Regions from separate parts of the Homo sapiens genome. Here regions 2 and 3 are each linked to region 1. Evidence: chromatin loops called from intact Hi-C (ENCODE). Cell type or tissue: endothelial cell of umbilical vein. All regions are shown on one strand.

Region 1 (2,500 bases):
TTAGTGGATCTGTGGTTGGGGGGAGGAGTACTTATATTAAGGCAGCAGAGGGTAGAGGGAGGGGGAAGGATGGAGAAGTCAAGTTGTGAGGGTACCAAGATCTCTCTTAAAAATGGCCAATGCAGATAAATCAGTCCTCTGGCTGACAACAGTTTCAGCAAAAATCAGAAGGCGAGGCCAGTCTGGCAAAACTGTGAGAATCACAATAAGAAAAATGAAAAGGACAGCTGAACGCCAAAGCTGGTTTCTTTGATATCTGTATGATCCCATCGTCCTCCTCATCATCCCCCTTCTCAATTGACCTCAAGGTTCTCCCCAGACAAATTTTTATGGAAGAGTCCACTACGAGGTGAACCGTTGTATTGAATCATTGAGGGACACGGAGGAAGATAAGGACCTCAGAGACCTCCCAACTTCTCTCTTCTTCCCGATTAAACACTTGCAATGAAGATACTTCAGCGGAATCCTGCATGCTGAACACCCATTTGCAGGTGGCGCCGCAGTGTTCTCAGGGCGGAGATTTCTCCCCCCACCCCCCCCAACCCCCCGCCCCCGCCCAATTCATAGACGCTCAAAGGCTGGACAGTTTTAGTGTGAAAGGGAGCTTTCAGGACTCACCATTTTTGCAGTAATTCCCGGGGCAGCACATAGCGTGACGCATGCAGCGTTTTCGGCGCTTCCTGCAGGCGAGACAGATTTGCACGCCTGCGTCCCCTCCGCGGGTGGGACTAGCGCAGTACTCATCAGTGCCGCACTCCTCGTCCTCTGCGCACGGGTACGGCTGTGGGAAGGGTTCGGGGAGAGGGTGAGGCACCCAGACGTCCAGGTACCCGCCCTCTTGGACCCGGGCGCTGATCACAGTCCTTATCTGTCCACCTCTCCAAAACCTGTTACTGCCCACTGCTCCCAAATGCAGGGTTACCAAATGCTCCCTGAACCGCACACATTCAGCACGTTCTACTCCCTCGTCTCCAGATAGGACCCTTTCAAGGTCAGAGCATCCTCTGAGTGCCCGACCCCTCTCACCTGGTAGTTGTCAATGGTCTGGTACTTATTCCCGCCCGGGTACAGGATTCCCGGCGCGGCGCTGACTGCAGAGCCTGGGTGCCCCGCAGCGCCGCCCAGCGGTGGGGGCAGGTTCTTGATAGCGTTGGAATTGAGAACCGAGTTCAAGGTGGCGCTCACTCCCAGCAGAGGGTGGCCGCCGAGAGCCGCCGCTACCATCGCGACAAAGACCCGGGTAGCTCCCGCTGCGCCCAGAGCCATCATCTCAGAAGGACTCAAGAGGGAGAAAGAAAGAGAAAATGACCGTCACTTTGCAAGCCTGGGTCCCCACGAAACCGTGCCGGTTCGGCTGCAGAGTCAGGGTCCGGGAGCCCCCTGCGGTCCCAGAGTCCTGACTGCAGGGAGCACAGAGCTCTGCGCCGCCACCGCCACCGCGGCTGCCTTTATACCGCGGGCCCGGAGCATTCCGGCCCCTTGGGAGGGAGACAACAAAGCCGGGATGGGATTTCAAAGCGCTGGGAGGGGCTGGGAGGGGGTGTGTTTGTGTACATGAAGGGGGGCCTTTGACACTCTTCACCCCGCCCCTCCCTTGCTTAGTCGCTCGGCTGGCCCGGCTCACCTTCGGGGTGAAGGCTACCAGCGAGCGTTATAGCAGACGACTTTAATAAATGCAGGCGGCAGCAGGAACTCTGGGAACTTGGGTGCCCTTGCCTGGCAGTAAGGGTTGAATTATCCGGATCTGAAATACTTTACAGAGCCGAGGGGTGATAGGCTCTGCAAAAGCACTTTTTGCCCCTCTCCTTTATGCCAATACTCGCTGACTGTGCACACAAGTCATATTCAGTATTAAATACAAACCGGTCTGTAATTCAATGGCTCTAGCAAGACGCCTCTGAGAGGGCCAGGTGGCGGGTGCAAGTTGCTCATTAACCCTTTAGAGTCGCAGTTTGCAGATCTGAGTTAGATCCCCGGCTTTGAGGTCCTTCAGTTGCCCTCCTCCCCCACCTCCCCCCGCCACTGCGAGAAAAATGTGCAAAGAGAAGGAAATTTGCACATCAAACGAGGGTAAGAAGGAAGAAGAGCTAATTCTCTTTTGATGGGAAGTTTAGAGAGGGAGGCGAGAGACTGGCGTTTAGAAATTAGATCAGGGGTGGAGGGAAGAGGGAAATGACCATCCGATAATCAAACCATTTAATGTTGTTCTTTGAATCAGGGCAATCGCGGCGGTAGATGAACTTGATTAGGCAGACGCGTGAGATCAAAGTGGCCGGGACCAAAGCGGACAGGGTCCAACGTGCCAGGTCAGTCGCCTTTCCCCGGTTCTCCCTTCTCAGTGGTGGGCTAATGTGGAGAAATAAGAAACCCTTAGGGCTTAGCGCCTGACTTCCTCATTAGTATATCACATCGCAACGCTTCCGAATGCAGGGTTTGCTCCCAAGTCTTACCTTGCACGGGACCACGCAATACCCTTTCTAGGGAGAAAAGAAACAACCTT
Region 2 (2,500 bases), 350 kb before region 1:
TATTTTTGAGACAGAGTCTTGCACTGTGGCCCAGGCTAGAGTGCAATGGTGCGATCTTGGCTCACTGAAACCTCCACTTCCCAGGTTCACACGATTCTCCTGCCTCAGCCTCCAGAGTAGCTAGGATTACAGGTGCACACCACCACACCCGGCTAATTTTTTTATATACTTTTAGTAGAGAAGGGGTTTCACCATGTTGGCCAGGCTGGTCTCAAACTCCTGATCTCGTGACCTGCCCACCTCGGCCCCCCAAAGTGCTGGATTACAGGCATGAGCCACCACGCCTGGCCAAATCTAACACTTTTTAAATCTTGAGATCAAGAAGAAAGGAAGGGAAAGATTTGTCTCCATTAATGAGCTTGATATTGTGAAACAGACCAATATGCAAAATCACATCATGGCAAGGCAAGTATCTATTCCCTTACTGAACCCAGCTTTCAGCAAATATTGACTCCACTAGTGGGAATGAGTCCCAGAGAAGTACCAACGTTACCTTCCAATTCTAATTTTGTGGTTTTAGTGGTAAGAAAAAAGCAGAAAATAATAGGCTGTCTATAGCAGAAGAATATATGTTGGTAGAGAATTAGTTAATGGTACTATAATTAGAGAAAGGCAGCATGATTTGTCATAGGCTGGTATGCTTAACTTCAACCGTGAGTCCATTAAGACAAAAACTTCATACAATGATGTTGATAATAATACTGATAATAGCTTTGTGTACATTCAGAAATCCTCAAATAAAAACTAATACATTCCTCATTTTTTTGTTCTTCCAGAACCATAATGTACCTTTTTTTTGTAAAGTTATTTGATTAAACAAAAGGTTCACAAACATTTTAAGTTTTATTTTGTTTCTTTTTTTTTTTAATTATCTGTCATTGATTCCACAGCTTACTACAATTAGAATTACCATAATGGTAGGATGTGGTTGGTAGAAATATATGACTTCATCCTTTATAATCACCAGCATGGCATTTCCCGAAACAAAACACTACAGGATATCAATGATGCTGAGCCTCTCTTCTCGGATCTAATGTTTTCATGCATGCCAGTCTAAAAATGCTGACTGCATCATAGCCCTGGCAGCCAACATTAAGCTTGTAAAACAACAGAAAAGCAACAGTAAAACTGCTATTTGTGTTTTATGGAACTATGCAAAACTAAGAAAATAGCAGAGTACCCAAAAGTTGGATTTTTAAATATTCCCAGTGGTCTAATTTTTTTACCCACTCATTATTTTGTGCCAATTCATTTTGGCACACTTCCAAAGTCTTTTTTTAAAACTATTATGTATGTCTAAATAGAAATGAGTTGAAACACTGACTGACATCTGCCTATGCATATATATTATTTTAATGATATATCTAAGTGAATACCATTCTTTTGATTATTCTCATATTGTATTACTTGTTTATATTATATTGGGATATACAGTAATACAAGATGTTTCAGAGACATTAATCAAGTGGCTCAACTAAGTTCTATCAATTCAAAATTCACAAAGTTTTGAGCTGTGAGTAATGTCTACCAGTACACAGGTTTAGCTTTATTTAGCCATCATCAGTGTATGACACTTAGCTATAGCTAAGCACTTGATTAGCCTTTAAATGTTTACTTGCTTGGGCATAGGGGTAAATAAAGTTAGAAATTTAAAGCATCTCTGAAAATATATGGAGGAAATTTAATAACTTGATTCAACATTAACTTCCATGCTGTGGTAGATTAAAGATCCCTCGAATTCAGGGGAGGGGAATTAGATTCCATCTCTTGGTGGGAGGAATAGCAAAGAATAGCAATTCAAGTTACTAGCCTTAGTAACTTGCTTGACCAAATAGCATGTTACATCCTGGGCTTCTGAGTACAGATAACAGGAAGGCTTGCAACTTCCTCAGGCCTCTTGAAACTCTCTCCCTGACATCCATGAGCTTCCATGTAAGAAATTAACTACTCTGAGGCTACCTTGCTACAGAAGCCATTGATACGTGCCCTAGTTAACAGTCCCAGTTCATTTTAGCTTTTCAGTCATCCCTCCCAAGTGAACAGAAATGATGAAGCCATCTGGGATGCTCCAGATCAACCTAATCACCAACTAGATATCACTGATAACCTTAGCTGATACCATATAGAGCAGAAGAATCACCCAGCTGAGCCCTGTCCAAATTCCTAACTCAAAATTGTGAGATATAATACAATGGTGGTTGTCTTTAACTGCTAAGATTTGCAGATATTTTGTTAGCAGCAGTAAATAACTGGAGCCTGCATATCCTGTTATACTAACAGTCTTGTAAAGTTGGTTGCTTGGATTTCATTAGAATTAGTATGAAACTCTATTTTAACCAGTTTCTGTTAAAGAATGTCATTACTGTTTTATTTTTTGTTTTGCTTTGTTTGTTTGCTTGCTTTTGTTTAGCATCCAACCTCTCTTTCCAAATGCAGCTCACTCTTTCTTTTGCAGAAATCTCCCACAAATGCAACCTTGATGAAAGGTAGTTCCCTTCAA
Region 3 (2,500 bases), 130 kb before region 1:
CTCTGCTGAAAATGTGCTACTAAGTTTATAAACACACACCTGTTTGAGAAATAGATAAACATTATAACAAACTTCTACAGCTATTTTGAAGATTGAAAACTATTTGCCCCATAAGTATAAAAATCAATAAATATATTTGTATATATTTGTATATATTTTAATTAAACATACCTTGTCAATTAATATATGTATCTGTGTATATAGATAGATGTGTGTGTATATTTATATACATGATATAGATAGATAAATATATAGCTATAGATAAAGATATAGCTATAGTAACACATGGATTGAAAATGATCTGAACTAATATAAATAAAATTCTCACTAGTCCAGTGCTTCTCCATCTATCTGAAGTGAAGAGCCACATTTTTTTAAAGTTATTATTATTATTTCTAATTCCCTGGTGACAAAAATACAATTAAAACAGCAAGTTGCTATTAAAGTTTCTAACTTTATTGACTCACTTTGTATGTGAATTCTCTCTTTACTTATCTCCTAGTAAGCCAGTAATGGAAACATATCATCATAGGTCTATGCACCAAATTTTATGTAGAATGTCACTAGGGCATAAGATTACATGAAATTTTCATTTTCTTAATGTTTTATATAGTTTGATTTCAATGTAGATATTATACCTAGAATAGAAGATTTAAAAAATTAACATGAATTTTGGTATAATTCGCTTACTAAAAATACATATATGAGTAGGATGATATAATTTCAATTATTAATCTAAGTTATCTCAGGGTAAAATTAAACAAGATATTTCTTTCCTTTTTGGAAGGGGAATATTTGTATTTGTTGATATTTCATAATCATTGGATATGTATTACACATATAATGAGAAAAAAACAATTTCCATTACTACATGAACAAAGGGCAATGTAAGGCTATTACTAAGTTGGGTTAACACAACTGGTTCACTTTCATTTACATGAACCATTCTTTTGATGGAATATCTGAAGAGAGAAATGTGTGTGTTTGTAGTCCATTCCAGTTCTGGTTCTGTGCAAATTCTAATAAAAATGAAATGTAATTGATCCTCAAAAATATGATTCATCTATTTTAAGTCATCAGTCAACACACATTTAAATAGCAAATTGCTATTAAAATTCCTAACTTTAATGACTCACTTTTTATGCTTGTTCTCTCTTATCTCCTGGTAGACCAGTAAACATTCCACTAAGGTTCACAAATAAATTCTTCAGGGAGTAATGCTTGCGTGGTTCTTTAGCCAATAGTTGGCCCACTACTTCCAAGTCAACTGATGTTGGCATCCAACATGTTTTATTTTTCCAGCTAACAGTTGGATATTCATTTATTCATTTACTGAATGTTTAATGAGTATAGTGCTATGAATCAGGCACCACACTGTTTCCTGAGGATAAAGTGTGGAAGAAAAAGACATAGTCCCTGTCCTCCTGGAGCTTTTATGCTGATACAAAAGGCTGATACTGAACAAGTGACTACATGTTCTGTCAGCAATGTGGAGACTAGATGGGGAAAAGAACAAGAAGGGTGTGGAAGACTATTTGAAAGGGTATTTTTATTGTATTTTCGCTAGCATGAGCCAGCTAACCAGATAATAGCATGATTCATTTCCCCAGAGGGTCTATTTTATAATACACAAAGGAGTCACAAGGACATTCCTAACTGACCTCGGATGTTTTTTAATTAAAAAGAAGTTGCACTAGTTTACATGGAAAGCAACAGAGAGAGAAAAGTTAGGAGAAAATAAAACAGCCCCCTAAAAGATACACTAGGCGATGTAATATCACACAGGAGATTCTACTGTAGTTGCATCTTTAAAGAGCTGAAGTGGGGATGCAGGCATCTCAGCAAATTCTATTGTCATTTCAAGGTAGAAACTTACGAACCAACCTACCAGTTCAAAATTTAATTATATGTGTTTGTTGATTTTTGTTTTGGGAGGAACCAGAGGAGTGTTAGGTCAGCTGATTGATAGATGAAGTATGTAGTCCAATTTGTTTGTGAAGGGCTTTCTCTCCATAAAAATAAGCACCAATTTATTCTTCTCTTATTTCTGTAGTTTTACAAATTCTATGTGCTGAACATAAAGTCTTCATAATAATAGCTAACATGTTCTATGTGCTCGCTACATGACAGTAAAGTACTGTACTAAATATGCCATAATCAGATCTCTTAATCTGCTCTGAGATATGAAAGAGGTGCTATTTTTAATCCCATTTTTCAGATGAGGAAATTGAGATATTAAAAAAGTAACTTGCCCAAGGTGACAGAGCTACTCAGTGATGCAGCCAACCTCACAGCCAAGCAGTTTGAGGGTAGAACTTTCCACTACAATACTACATCCATGACATCATCAGAGGCATCACCAATGGCCCCATGACCATGACTGTAATCTATTTTAAGATTTTCTTTGTAAATTAGATCCACTCTTCAGAACAAATTTTGTGGCTTTTTATATTGGGAATTGAACCTATCAGTTTGAAGGTGTTAAATAAATATTAAATAA

Evidence for each region. A loop is a pair of places that touch in the nucleus more often than their neighbours do. Peaks named below come from ENCODE experiments on the same cell type or tissue, not always from the same donor. Only the 100,000 strongest peaks of a DNase experiment are listed, where the experiment ranks them.
Region 2: it touches region 1 in a loop (3-fold over the local background); 14 of 110 quality-filtered maps call a loop at or near these places.
Region 3: a loop joins it to region 1, with 7 times the contacts of the local background. A loop is called at or near these places in 10 of 110 quality-filtered maps.

Annotation. Positions count from the first base shown.
Region 1 is chr10:52,313,204-52,315,703 of GRCh38, reverse strand. It overlaps DKK1 (dickkopf Wnt signaling pathway inhibitor 1), which reads right to left and starts at 1,423. Exons shown (of 4, transcript NM_012242.4): 1 at 1,027-1,423; 2 at 619-781. The coding sequence starts at 1,269. It overlaps PRKG1-AS1 (PRKG1 antisense RNA 1), which reads left to right and starts at 1,576. Exons shown (of 6, transcript NR_038277.1): 1 at 1,576-2,070; 2 at 2,219-2,306. In endothelial cell of umbilical vein, a CTCF peak has its summit at 1,117; DNase peaks (open chromatin) are centred at 1,143 and 2,343; H3K4me3 peaks cover 2,500 bases; H3K27ac peaks cover 2,436 bases.
Region 2 is chr10:52,666,748-52,669,247 of GRCh38, reverse strand. The region is part of intron 1 of LOC105378305 (a long non-coding RNA gene); the gene reads left to right. Among named protein-coding and RNA genes, the nearest start is that of MBL2, 100 kb to the left of the region's middle. In endothelial cell of umbilical vein, no CTCF peak of the experiment used is centred here; a DNase peak (open chromatin) is centred at 1,017; H3K27ac peaks cover 1,338 bases.
Region 3 is chr10:52,442,612-52,445,111 of GRCh38, reverse strand. No RefSeq gene overlaps it. Among named protein-coding and RNA genes, the nearest start is that of LNCAROD, 27 kb to the left of the region's middle. In endothelial cell of umbilical vein, no CTCF peak of the experiment used is centred here; a DNase peak (open chromatin) is centred at 1,451; H3K27ac peaks cover 2,045 bases.